Regions from separate parts of the Homo sapiens genome. Here region 1 is linked to region 2. The links are chromatin loops, found by intact Hi-C in ENCODE. Cell type or tissue: HCT116. All regions are shown on one strand. Links, peaks and the distances in the headings refer to the core of each region. The heading gives the core; the rest is flanking DNA.

Region 1 (5,212 bases), core at 1-5,000, 96 kb after region 2:
GCAGCCTTCGCCCGTCTCTGACTAACTTTCTTGGCCTCTCTCTCCTTCTGTCTCCTTTCTCCCATCTGCTCCTCACAGGGCTGCCCTGGGCCGGTGATGGGCCCCTCGGCCTCTCCCTCTGCCTCTCTCTGTGCCTCTCACCTCTGTCTCTCTGTCCTGTGACCTCCGACAGCTTCAGTGGCGCTGACTATCTTTCCCAGGCTGCTTGGCAGCTGTGCCGACGCTGCAGCGTGGCCAAATAACTCTAACGTTCTCATATCTTCAGCAGTCAATCTCACACTCTCCCTGCTCTTCCACTCTGTTTCTAACCTGACTTTACCTCTCCAGCTGTTTCGGGCTCCTTTCCTTCCCCCTGCCTGCCCGTGTGAGCACGTGTCCTCTCGTGTGTGTGTGTGTGTGTATGTGGTGCGTGCGTGTCCACATGTCCATGTGTGCCATGGCCCTCTGGGAGGGGCGCCCGCGTGTCGCTGGGTGGAGTGGGCGTTTCCGTGTTGTAGAGGCAGGGCCAGGTTGTCACAGCAGGTGTATCGTGCTTCTGATAATCAGGATGTTGGGCCCTGAAACCACTCCCTGCCCTTTCCGTTTCAGTTTGTCTCCCTTCACGTGCACACGTGGCATGCCTGGGTCTCCCCAGTGCATCTCCTCTCGGGATCCCTGCGTGCCATCGCTGTATGTGTGTCGTCACTGCTGCTGTGGTTGGCCTGACTGTGGCCTCTGCCATCCTCTCCCTGCCCCTCTGGATGTCTGTGGGGCTCATGTGCATGTGTGTGTGTACATATGCACGCACGTGCGTGTGTGCGTGCGTGTGCGTGTGTGTATGCGCATGTGTGCGTGCGTGTGTACATGTGTGTGCATGCATGTGCGTGTGTGTGTGCGCACGTGCACCCTGCTTTGGGATCCTGATGTCTCCCCTCCAGGGCCTGGCATATTCCATGCATGTCTGTCTGTGCCTGTCGTGGTCACCTGTGTGCTGGAGGCTGGTCTCTACCAGAGGGCCATGGCTCATGTCCACCCTCAGCGTGTGGCTCCCAGTTTGTGGCTGTGTGCTCTCAAAGCTGTTCTATTTTAGCCTGTCCTGAGCCTCATGCTACTGGTCCCCCGTCTCCTCCTCCCTACCTACCCCTACCTCTCTTCCTCCTCATGGGACATTCCATCCTGGTCCCTGGGCAGGCTTTTAGTGCCCCCTTCCTGACCCCCAGCTGAACGGAGCCTGGGCTCACCACCCAGCCATTGGGTCAAAGAACCCAGCATCCTGGGAACGGCATGGAGTCAGGTACAGACAGGGCTTCTCGGTGGTGCCCGTCTTTCTGTGACCCTGGGTGAGAGCCTTACCAAATGCACAGTCTTCAGCAAGTGGGAGAAGGATGGGAACTGAGGAGCAAGGGGGTGTAGGCTCACCCTATCCAATATGGGGCCATTAAACTAAATGAGCTTACATTCAACAAAATTAAAATTTCAGCTCTCAGCCACACTGGCCACATTGCAAATGCTCAAGTGCACACGTGTGGCATGTGGCTGCTCCACTGGACAGCACAAATACAGAACACTCTGTCACTGTGGAGAGTTGTCCTGACCTCACCTGGTCAGTCTCACGTCTGGAGGGTGGGAAGAGAACTCTTGATGAGCCCAAGCAAACACAGGTGGGGCATCTGGGAAACAGACATTCTGGGCGTGTTTGCAGAGGGTAATGACGCGGAGAGGCACCTGGACACACCACACCACGGTGGAGCCTCCCCCTTCCAGGCTGGGGGCGGATGGGATAGAACAAGCCTCTGAGGACTGGGGGCAGTGGCCACCTCAGAGACCGACTATGCAAGCCAATGACTGGAGGGTGGGGGGTTTCTGGGGAACAGGAAGAATGGGGACACCCCCCAAAATATCCCCTATAGGAGTAGTTAAGCCACAGTCGCCTGGGGTAGAGGCTGCAAGGAGAATGGGCCCCGGGCATGGGTCTCCAGGGAAAACCAGGTGTCCACGTGGACTGGAGTACCGCTCCTGCCGGCCCGCCGGGCATGGCAGCTGCTGGGGTCTTCAGAGAAGGTCCTGCCACCCCCCAGGCCGGGGTGCCCAACGCAGCTCACTTCCCAGCCCAATCTCATTTGGACTCCCCTGCCCTCAGGTTGCCTGCAGGAGGGAAGGCGGTGAACACAGCCCCCGTGCCAGGCCAGACACCCCACGATGAGTCCGACCGCCGGACCGAGCCACGTTCCTCCGTCTCAGACCTCGTCAACTCCCTCACCAGCGAGATGCTCATGGTGAGAATGAGGGAGCCTGCGCTGCTCCAAGGAACTGGGCTGGGAGGCCAGGGGCAGGAAGAAGAGGGATGTGTGTGGGAATGATTAACAGCATGGGAGTGGCCAGGCAGGGAACTGGGTCAGAAGCAGCCTGGAGAGCCAGGCCCAGCATGGTGGCCACTCGGCGCTTGGTGACTGAGCGTCCAAGGCCTGGGTTTGCTTCCCAGCTCTTTCACCAAAATATCTTCTCCATGTCTCAGTTTCTTCCTTTGACAAGTGAAAATAAGAATACCCATCCTGCTTGGATCCCTTTGTGGATTGAGAAGGGGCCAAAGAAAACCCACTCATGCAAGATACTTTCAGGATCCTAGAGGGAAAGGCTGGTGGGCAGAGGACTCAGGGCAGAAGATGTCCCCTCCTGAGAGTGATGTCCCCTTAATTGGAGGTCTGGGGTAGAATGCCTAGCCCAGTGACCTGCCCCATTCCCATGGCTGGTGGCCCCTGAGAACAGGAGAGCAGGAATCCACTGGTCCCGGCTCCTCTGAGGGGACAGCTGTGATGGGGGCTCCTGTCCACACCCACGCCCCACCAGATGCCACCAACCCTGTGGGATCCTAGTTCTAGGTTGTTTGGCCCAGACAGAGGTTGTGGTTCCCATGGTGCCCCCAGGGGGGCAGCAGTGAGTCACAGCCACTTGCCCCACCTGTACTTTCCAAAGAGGCCCTGGAGGGAGAAAACTGGGGATTAGCTCAGAAGTCTCAGGAAGGCTTGAAGAGGCGATGAGGCTGGGAACCCAGCACCTGCTCTGTTCCTACTGGACTTGACCTGGGACACTTCATCTCCTTGGATTCAACCCCTCCCTTCTGTAGAGAGAAAGAAGTAGGCTTGGGAGCTCCCAGCCCTCCCCTACTGCCCTGGCACCAGAGCCCCCACCCTTCTGCCATGTAGGGTTCCAGCCAGCTCTAACCATCCATCCCCACTGCCCCTTCTAGCCTGGCGTTTCTCAAATTGCTACGTGCACAGGAATCAGCCGGGAACCTTGGTAAAATGCAGATTCCTGGTCAATGGGCCTTCGGTGGGGCCTAAGAGCCTGCTTTTTTTTTTTTTTTTTTTTTTTTGAGACAGAATCACTCTGTCCCCCAGGCTGGAGTGCAGTGGCACAATCTCAACTCACTGCAACATCTGCCTCCCGAGCTCAAGTGATTCTCCTCCCTCAGCCTCCCGAGTAGCTGGGATTACAGTAGTACACCACCACGCCCGGCTAATTTTTCTATTTTTAGTAGAGACGGGGTTTCACCATGTTGGCCAGGCCAGTCTCAAACTCTTAGCCTCAAGTGATCCACCTGCCTCGGCCTCCCAAAGTGCTGTGATTACAGGCATGAGCCACTGCGCCCGGTCTATCCTGTGGTTTTCTTGAATCCACATTAGAGCATCAGATTTTCCACATCCTAGATCTGGTCACCTTGGGCCTCCCCACCTCTCCCCTTCTCCCTGCCCACCAGGCCCCTGTGTGTCTGGCCCTCCACTGCCCTCCTTCCATCTTCCCCCCCCCAGGAAGACTGGCCCCAGCTGTCTTCTCTTCTGGATGGGCCATTGCCACAGCCCACCCTGCCTCCCTGCACAGCCCCTTAATTGGTTACAGCTTCCTGGCAGCCAGGTTCCCAGAAGGGACAGCCCCTTCCCAGCCAGCTTGCCTGCCCCTTGCTGCCCCCAGGGAAGGGCCGACAGCTGCAGCCAGCGGAAGGAAGGGCAGGCCTCATCTCCCTCTCCTGTGCTGGGAGGATGCTCAGAGGTGGGAGGGCAGAGTCTAATTGCACAGCTCTGTGCCAATGCTAGGTCGTTGATGTTAACAGCCATGATAAGATAAGCAGGGCAGAATCAGCCCACTGTGACCTCAGCCTGTCCTGGTCTCTGGACCCTGGGCTGTGGAATCTGGGGGTCAAGAGACAAGAGTTAAGCACCCAGAGCTGGCCAAAGAAGGAGCTGAGGGGCAGAGGTGTCTGAGAAGAGGCGAGGCCACACCTGCTTCTGGGCACCTCCTGCCCTGGTATAGGGGTGGCTTGCTGCTTTTCGAGGCTGACTTCTGCTGGTGCAAGCGCTCAGGAAGCACCTTCCCTGACTGTGATGGGGTGGCCAACCTGGCTGCCACAGAGATGGCTCTGTCCCAGCTGAGTAAGTAGGGCTCAGGGTTGTGGCTTAAGAAGGCTGGGAGTGGGCATAGAGCTGCCACCCCTTTCCCAGGTGAAACCTACCTGGCCAGCCCAGGCCTTCCCAAGACCACACTGTTTGGCAGCCAGGAGCCAAGGGACCAGAGGGACCTCAGGTGGGGCTGAGGCCAGCTGGGCTTCAGTCACCAGCAACTCCACCCCAACTTCAGAAGCAAGGGGGAGGGCGAGTGATCTTTGCTGGCACTGTCTACCCATGCTATGCCCCAGGTGCTCGATCCCTCTGCCAGTGGGTCAGGTCGCGGGGCAGAACTCTAGAAGGAACCCCTTCTAGCTCTCCCAGGACCCCGCAAAGTAGGTCTCATGGTCCCCACTCTGCAGATGTAAAAACAGGGTCAAAGGGTGTGGGGCTGGCATGAGCAGGGAAAAGAGCGTCGGGAAAAAGCAGGCTGTGGGCAGGAAAGCCACATTCTCAATGGGCCTGCGGTGGCGCTTGCAGGTTTGTCTGGATCGGCCAAGGGGTGGGGGCTGGAGGGAACATCTTCTGCTGTAAGGCAGCTCGGTGCCCCCAACTAGGCAGGACCGGGGTAAAGCCTCAGACTGTAGATCTGAGGGCAAGAGCAAGGCGCAGGTGGAAGGGCACTCAGGATTCCTGGCCGATAAACTGGGTTCCATTCCCACTGGCCATTCAATCGCAGGTGACTTGAGGCAAGTGACCTAACCTGTCTGTGCTCGCAGCCACAGTTGGAACACCGGGAAACTGTTCCAGCTGTGTTCCACGTGTTCCAGCGGGAGTGCTTGCCTCATTGGGAT
Region 2 (5,478 bases), core at 191-5,190:
GGCATGAGCCACCATGCCCGGCCTCGTAATGATAATCAAAAAAAAAAAAAAAGATCCTGGGCCAGGCACGGTGGCTCACACCTGTGATCCCAGCACTTTGGGAGTCTGAGGCAAGTGAATCACCAGGTCAGGAGTTCAAGAAAAACCTGGCCAACACGGCAAAATCCCATCTCTACAAAAAATACAAAAAGTTAGCTGGGCGTAGTGGCAGATAACTGTAATCCCAGCTACTCGGGAGGCTGAGGCAGGAGAATCACTTGAACCCAGGAGGTGGAGGTTGCAGTGAGCCGAGATCACGTCACTGCACTCCAGGCTGGGGGACAGAGTGAGACTCCATCTAAACAAAACAAAACAAAACAAAACAAAACAAAAAAACAGATTCTGGCTCTAGCCCCTGAGATCCCGTTTAAGGGCATCTTGAGTAGACCCCAGAAACCTATTTTTTTAAAATCTGCCCGGGGAATTTGGGTGCACAGCCAGGCTTGGGGACCACTGGCCAGGGGGAAGCTTTCCTCCAAATATCTCTGGAATCCTTCCACCTCTCCCACCTCCACCTCCGTCTCCACGGCTGAGACTCCATTCTGGACAATGACAGAAGCCTCCTGTACCCTCTCCCTGCCTCCGTCCTCTCCCTGCCTCTGTCCTCTCCCTGCCTTCGTCTGCCACGCGGCTGCCCCGGTGATCTTTCAAAGCACAAATTTAATCCTGTTGCATAGCTCCTTTGAAACTGTTCCATGGCCTCCCGTTGCCCTCGGTACAAAATAGAAAAAAGCACAACCTTCTCAGCAGAGTGGAGTCAGGGATTCAGCTGTGTGCACAGAGTATTACAGCAGGAAGCCTTTGGAGCCGCAGAGGTCTGTGCAAGGGCCCCGGGAGCACTGGGGAACACAGATGAATTCTGCCAGGAGGAGAGAGGTGGTGGGAAGCCTTCTCAGAGAAAGAGGCGTTGAGCTGGGCCTTGCAAGTGAGCTGGTGTTTGTCAGGAGAGTGGGGTGAAGGCAAAAGGCGGTGGCAGCAGGGGGATTCCAGGCAAGGGGGATAGCATCTGCAAAGCCAAGGAGGTGTTGGGGGCTATGTCCCCCTCAGTGCGGGCAGGGGCTAGGTGAGCTGGGAGAAGAGGGAAAGGTGAGGGTGGGAAGAGGCGGTGAGGAAAGAGCAGAGAGACTGTGAAAGTCCAGTTCAGCTGGGAAGCAGGGAGGGGGTGAGCGTCTCCATCGCCTCCCAGAGCCATCTCGCCCAGGGGCAGGTTACCAGCTTCAGGCCCTTGTCCTCACTCCCCACCCCCTGCCCCACCCCCCACTGCTTGGTGGGGGCCTTGGGCAAGGCCATCCGGTCGGGAAGGGGGACATGTTCCTTCTCTGCTCCCCCAGGGGCCCTATGGCTCCCACTAATTGTTCACAGTTCATACCCTTGGCTCTCCGCCCCCCTCCCCCAGGGCCTGCCTGGGCGCTTCTCCTTTGCCCTCACCCTTGTGTGTGTGTGTGTGTGTTGTTGTGTGAGTCCTGAAGGTCATGTGGTCACCCAGTCTCTGTCTTTGTCTGTCTAAAAGCTAGTATGGCACAGTGTGCATGTGTTTATGAACACGTCCCTCCCACCCGAGGGTTCCTAGCCTCAGAGTCAAGTCCCCCTGGGCCTTTCAAGGCTGTAAGAGGTGATTCTAGGGGCTACAGCAATAGAGACCCAGCCAGAGGGAGCAGGAGGGCTCCAGCCCACAATTCCAGGAGCCCCACGGCCAGCCACCTCCGGAGGAACACACGGCCTACGTGAAAATAGCCCGCGGCACAGCCACAGCACCTGGCGTGGCTGAATTCCTCTCCTGCCCCGCTCAATGCCCAGCACCAGCCCGACACTGCCGTAGAGGAACTCGGGAGCTGCTTGCATTTCAGAAAGGGCCCCTTCACCACAGTTAGAGAGCAAATAAATGGGTCCTCTGGGGCTGGGGCTGGGGCTGGGATTCCCTCTGTAGCCCCCTTCCCCACTGTGGAGGCCCCTTTCCTCCACACACCCTCACCCCTGCAATTCCTTACCTGGAGCAGAAACAAGGTTCTACCCAGGCCATGGGGCCTGGCCATGCAGGTCAGCCCTGGGTCCTGGTGGAGGACCCAAAGTCTCCCTGCTGAGGACCAACGTCCGGTGGCCCTAGCTGGGGTGACATCACACAAGGGGCTCGCACAAGGCTTCTGTCTTCCAGGAAGGAGATGGGAAGAGAGATCTCCCTGCAAAGGCTGGAAAAGAAATCACGTCCCAGAATTGTTGGCAGAAGGTTAATTGGATGCATTTGTAAGCTTGTTCCTGGGACAGGCATGTTAATAGCACTAAAACATCTGAAAACTTCCAGAGCTACACGGAGGAGTTAATAGGCCTGGAGAGTCCAAGGTTACATTGAGGCACCTCCCAGCAGTGGAAAGAGCAGTGGACCAGGAGCCTGAGAGCCTGAACCCCTGGCTCCTCACCACATCTCACTGTGGTCCCCAGGCAAGCCCTGGCCTCTCTAGACCTGGAAAACATTAGTGTGGAAGGCGGGTCGCCTGGGTCGTCCGAAGGAAGCCTCACTGTGGTCTTGTGTGGTGATGTTATCATTATTTCCGTTTTGTGGAAGAGGAAACTGAGATTCCTCAAATGAGGTGCAATTTGCCACTGCTGGTGCTGGGGTCAGTACTGGAGCCTGACTGCATGCCAAGGGCTAAAATCACAGGGCTGGACCAAGGGCCAGCCAGAATAGACGTTCCCTTGGTGTCCACTGGGAGGCGCCCTAGACTGCTTCTCCTAGTTGGCACCAGCACCTGAATCCCTCAGCCAGAGTGGTTTCCCCTGAGTGATCTCTGGACAAGGTGGGACTGGGGGCTGCCAGCTCCTGGGGCAAGGTCAGGAAGCTTCCTGGTCCTCCCTCCCCATCCTAGCCACCTCCATGAAGGAGCCTCCTGCTCTCACCTTCCAAGGGCAAGGGAGGGAAGAGTGAGGTTTCAAACCTTCCCTCCTCAGGCCCCTGGGGAGCCCATGTATCAGATTGGAGTCAGCTATAAATGTCAGAGGCTCAGAGAGGGTTAGTCACTTGCCCCAGGTCACATAGTCACGTCCGTCTGATTCTGAAAACCTAAACTTGGTCCTGATTCAGGCGAGGCTCACGGCAGATGTGGTGGGATTCCGTCGGTCACATGGCCCACAGCAGGCAAGAAGGTGCTGGTCAGCTGGGCCTGCAAGTCCCACTGGTGGCAAAAGGGCTGAGTCTCGTAGAGGGGGTTCCTACAGTCACTTGAGGGTCCAGGGCTGCGTGCAGGTAGTCAGGGCCAGGCATGGGAGCTCGTGAAAGGGCAGGAGGAGGCATTCAGCCAGTGGATGTCCTTGGCATCAGGGTCCGTGTCTGTATCTGAAAGTGGGCATGTAAGTGGGGGATGGGGTGGAGGCAGAGGGCTGCGGCTCAGGCCCAAGACCCCAGGTCATGCTCGCTCAGAATTCAAGTTTGTCAGCTTGTTAGAAGAATGAGGATGGTGACAGCCGGGGATCTGGGGAGGAAGGAGGCCTTTGGAGATGGGAGTTGGGGAGGCTGTGATTGGGGGATGTTGAGCAATGGCTTGAGGAAGTCGAAGGATCAACCTTCCCGAGTATTCCGAGTTGGTCTGGAGCTGACGGGGAGTGGCTGGGCTGGGTGAGGGGAGGTGACAGTGACATTGAGTTTGGGGACACAGTGCTCATCTCTCCCTGCTGGGCTTTCTGGAAGGTGGAGGACAACAGGAGGGAAGCCGAGCATCCCAGGACAGAGCTTTGCAAAGTTACAGCTGGTTCCTGCCCTCTATACTCAACTCTAGCAACTGTGACTCTCTCCTAGAGCAAGCCTGACCCTACTGAGACCCCTACCAACATAGAGACCACCTAACCCAACCCGTTACTCAGGTCACCTCACCACAGCAGAGGCAGGAGCAGGCCCAGGGCTGGAGAGAAGCCCATCCCCAGGCCCCAGGGCTCACAGCAAAGCCAAGGAGACAAGCAGCCACCAGGTGCACCGGATTAAGGCTGTCCAGGTAGGGGGCTCCATTTCCCCGTAGACAGAGGTAGCCAAGGGGACTATAGGGCTAGAGGAGGCATCCTGGAAAATCCCAGCCCTTCCCCAGCAGGTCACAGAACCGGCTCTCCCAGCTGAGGCCCTTCCCTCCCAGCAACATGTCCAGGGGCACCTGACTTGAACTATAAATAGAGGATGACGGAAGGCTCCGGAAGCCCAAGGGAGGGCAGGAGAAAGGAATTCTGATTCTCCCCCAGCGAGGCCCTGCAAGGCTGCACTGACAGAGCAATCTCTTCGAGGTTGGATAGGAGTGCCCCTGGCATTGGAGGTCCAGGAGGGCCATTCAGGCAGAAGGAACAGTCTGGGGAAGCAAGGAATGGAGCAGGCAGGTGGCTCTGAGAGGCTGGACACAGGCTGCAAGGGACTGCGGCAGTTCCTGAGACCCAGTGGCCAAGGGCCCTGAATGTCAGGCTAAGGGCTTTGTTCTGGAGACCTGAGTCTTGGTCTCAGGGCCGTTCTGGTTTTGTGGTGAGGAGTTAAGAGTAACACACAATGGGGGGAGGGGGGAGGGATAGCATCGGGAGATATACCTAATGCTAGATGACGAGTTAGTGGGTGCAGCGCACCAGCATGGCACATGTATACATATGTAACTAACCTGCACAATGTGCACATGTACCCTAAAACTTAAAGTATAATAAAAAAAAAAAAGAGTAACACACAAGGCCGGGTGCAATGGCTCACGCCTTATAATCCCAGCACTTGGGGAGGTTGAGGCAGGTGGTCACTTGAGGTCAGGGGTTCGAGACCAGCCTGGCTAACATGGTGAAACCCTGTCTTTACTAAAAATACAAAAATTAGCTGGGCGTGGTGGTGCACACCTCTAATCCCAGCTACTCGGGAGGCTGAGGCAAAAGAATCGCTTGAACCTGGGAGGCGGAGGTTGCAGTGAGCTGAGATTGTGCCACTGAACTCCAGCCTGGGCAACAGAGCAAGATCCCATCTCAAAAAAAAAAAGAGTAACACACAAGAACATGTAACATACAAGAACAAGGTCACCTGGAGCAGAGTACCAGAAAGTACATGGCCATCTTTCCCCGTGGAATGGAGGAATACCATGGTGTGCCAGAGACTATAACTATTCCCCAACATCTGTTCTGTCTTCTTTGCCACGGAACCCCTGATTTTTGCTGGGCAAACAACCCCCTGAAATACAAGCTACATTTCCCAGCCTCCCTTACAGCCAGGTATGGCCATGTGTATAAGTTGTAAGAAGAAGTGCCACTCAGAGGCAGCAGGTTGCACCCTGTTACCTCTTCTCCCTTTCTGCTGGAAAGGAATATGCATGTGATTGCTCGAGCAGGAGCAGCTATCTTGGATCATGAGGTAGAAGCCCCATGTTAAGGATGACCAAGCCACAAGAAGGAAGTGATCTGGGTTTCTGATGTTTGTGGAGCTGCCACACCAGCCCTGGACCA

Evidence for each region. A loop is a pair of places that touch in the nucleus more often than their neighbours do. Peaks named below come from ENCODE experiments on the same cell type or tissue, not always from the same donor. Only the 100,000 strongest peaks of a DNase experiment are listed, where the experiment ranks them.
Region 1: a loop joins it to region 2, with 5 times the contacts of the local background. A loop is called at or near these places in 34 of 110 quality-filtered maps.

The regions. Positions count from the first base shown.
Region 1 is chr11:61,530,032-61,535,243 of GRCh38, reverse strand. SYT7 (synaptotagmin 7) reads left to right here. Exons shown (of 13, transcript NM_001365809.2): 8 at 2,120-2,255. Among named protein-coding and RNA genes, the nearest start is that of LRRC10B, 24 kb to the right of the region's middle. RefSeq lists enhancers at 1-362, 363-1,302, 4,782-5,212. In HCT116, for the core only: a CTCF peak has its summit at 2,898; no DNase peak of the experiment used is centred there.
Region 2 is chr11:61,625,589-61,631,066 of GRCh38, reverse strand. It overlaps the pseudogene RPLP0P2. Among named protein-coding and RNA genes, the nearest start is that of SYT7, 47 kb to the right of the region's middle. RefSeq lists enhancers at 1,443-2,424, 3,780-4,340, 4,341-4,903 and a silencer at 2,616-2,910. In HCT116, for the core only: a CTCF peak has its summit at 2,745 (motif pointing right); DNase peaks (open chromatin) are centred at 2,766 and 4,159; H3K4me3 peaks cover 763 bases; H3K27ac peaks cover 1,932 bases.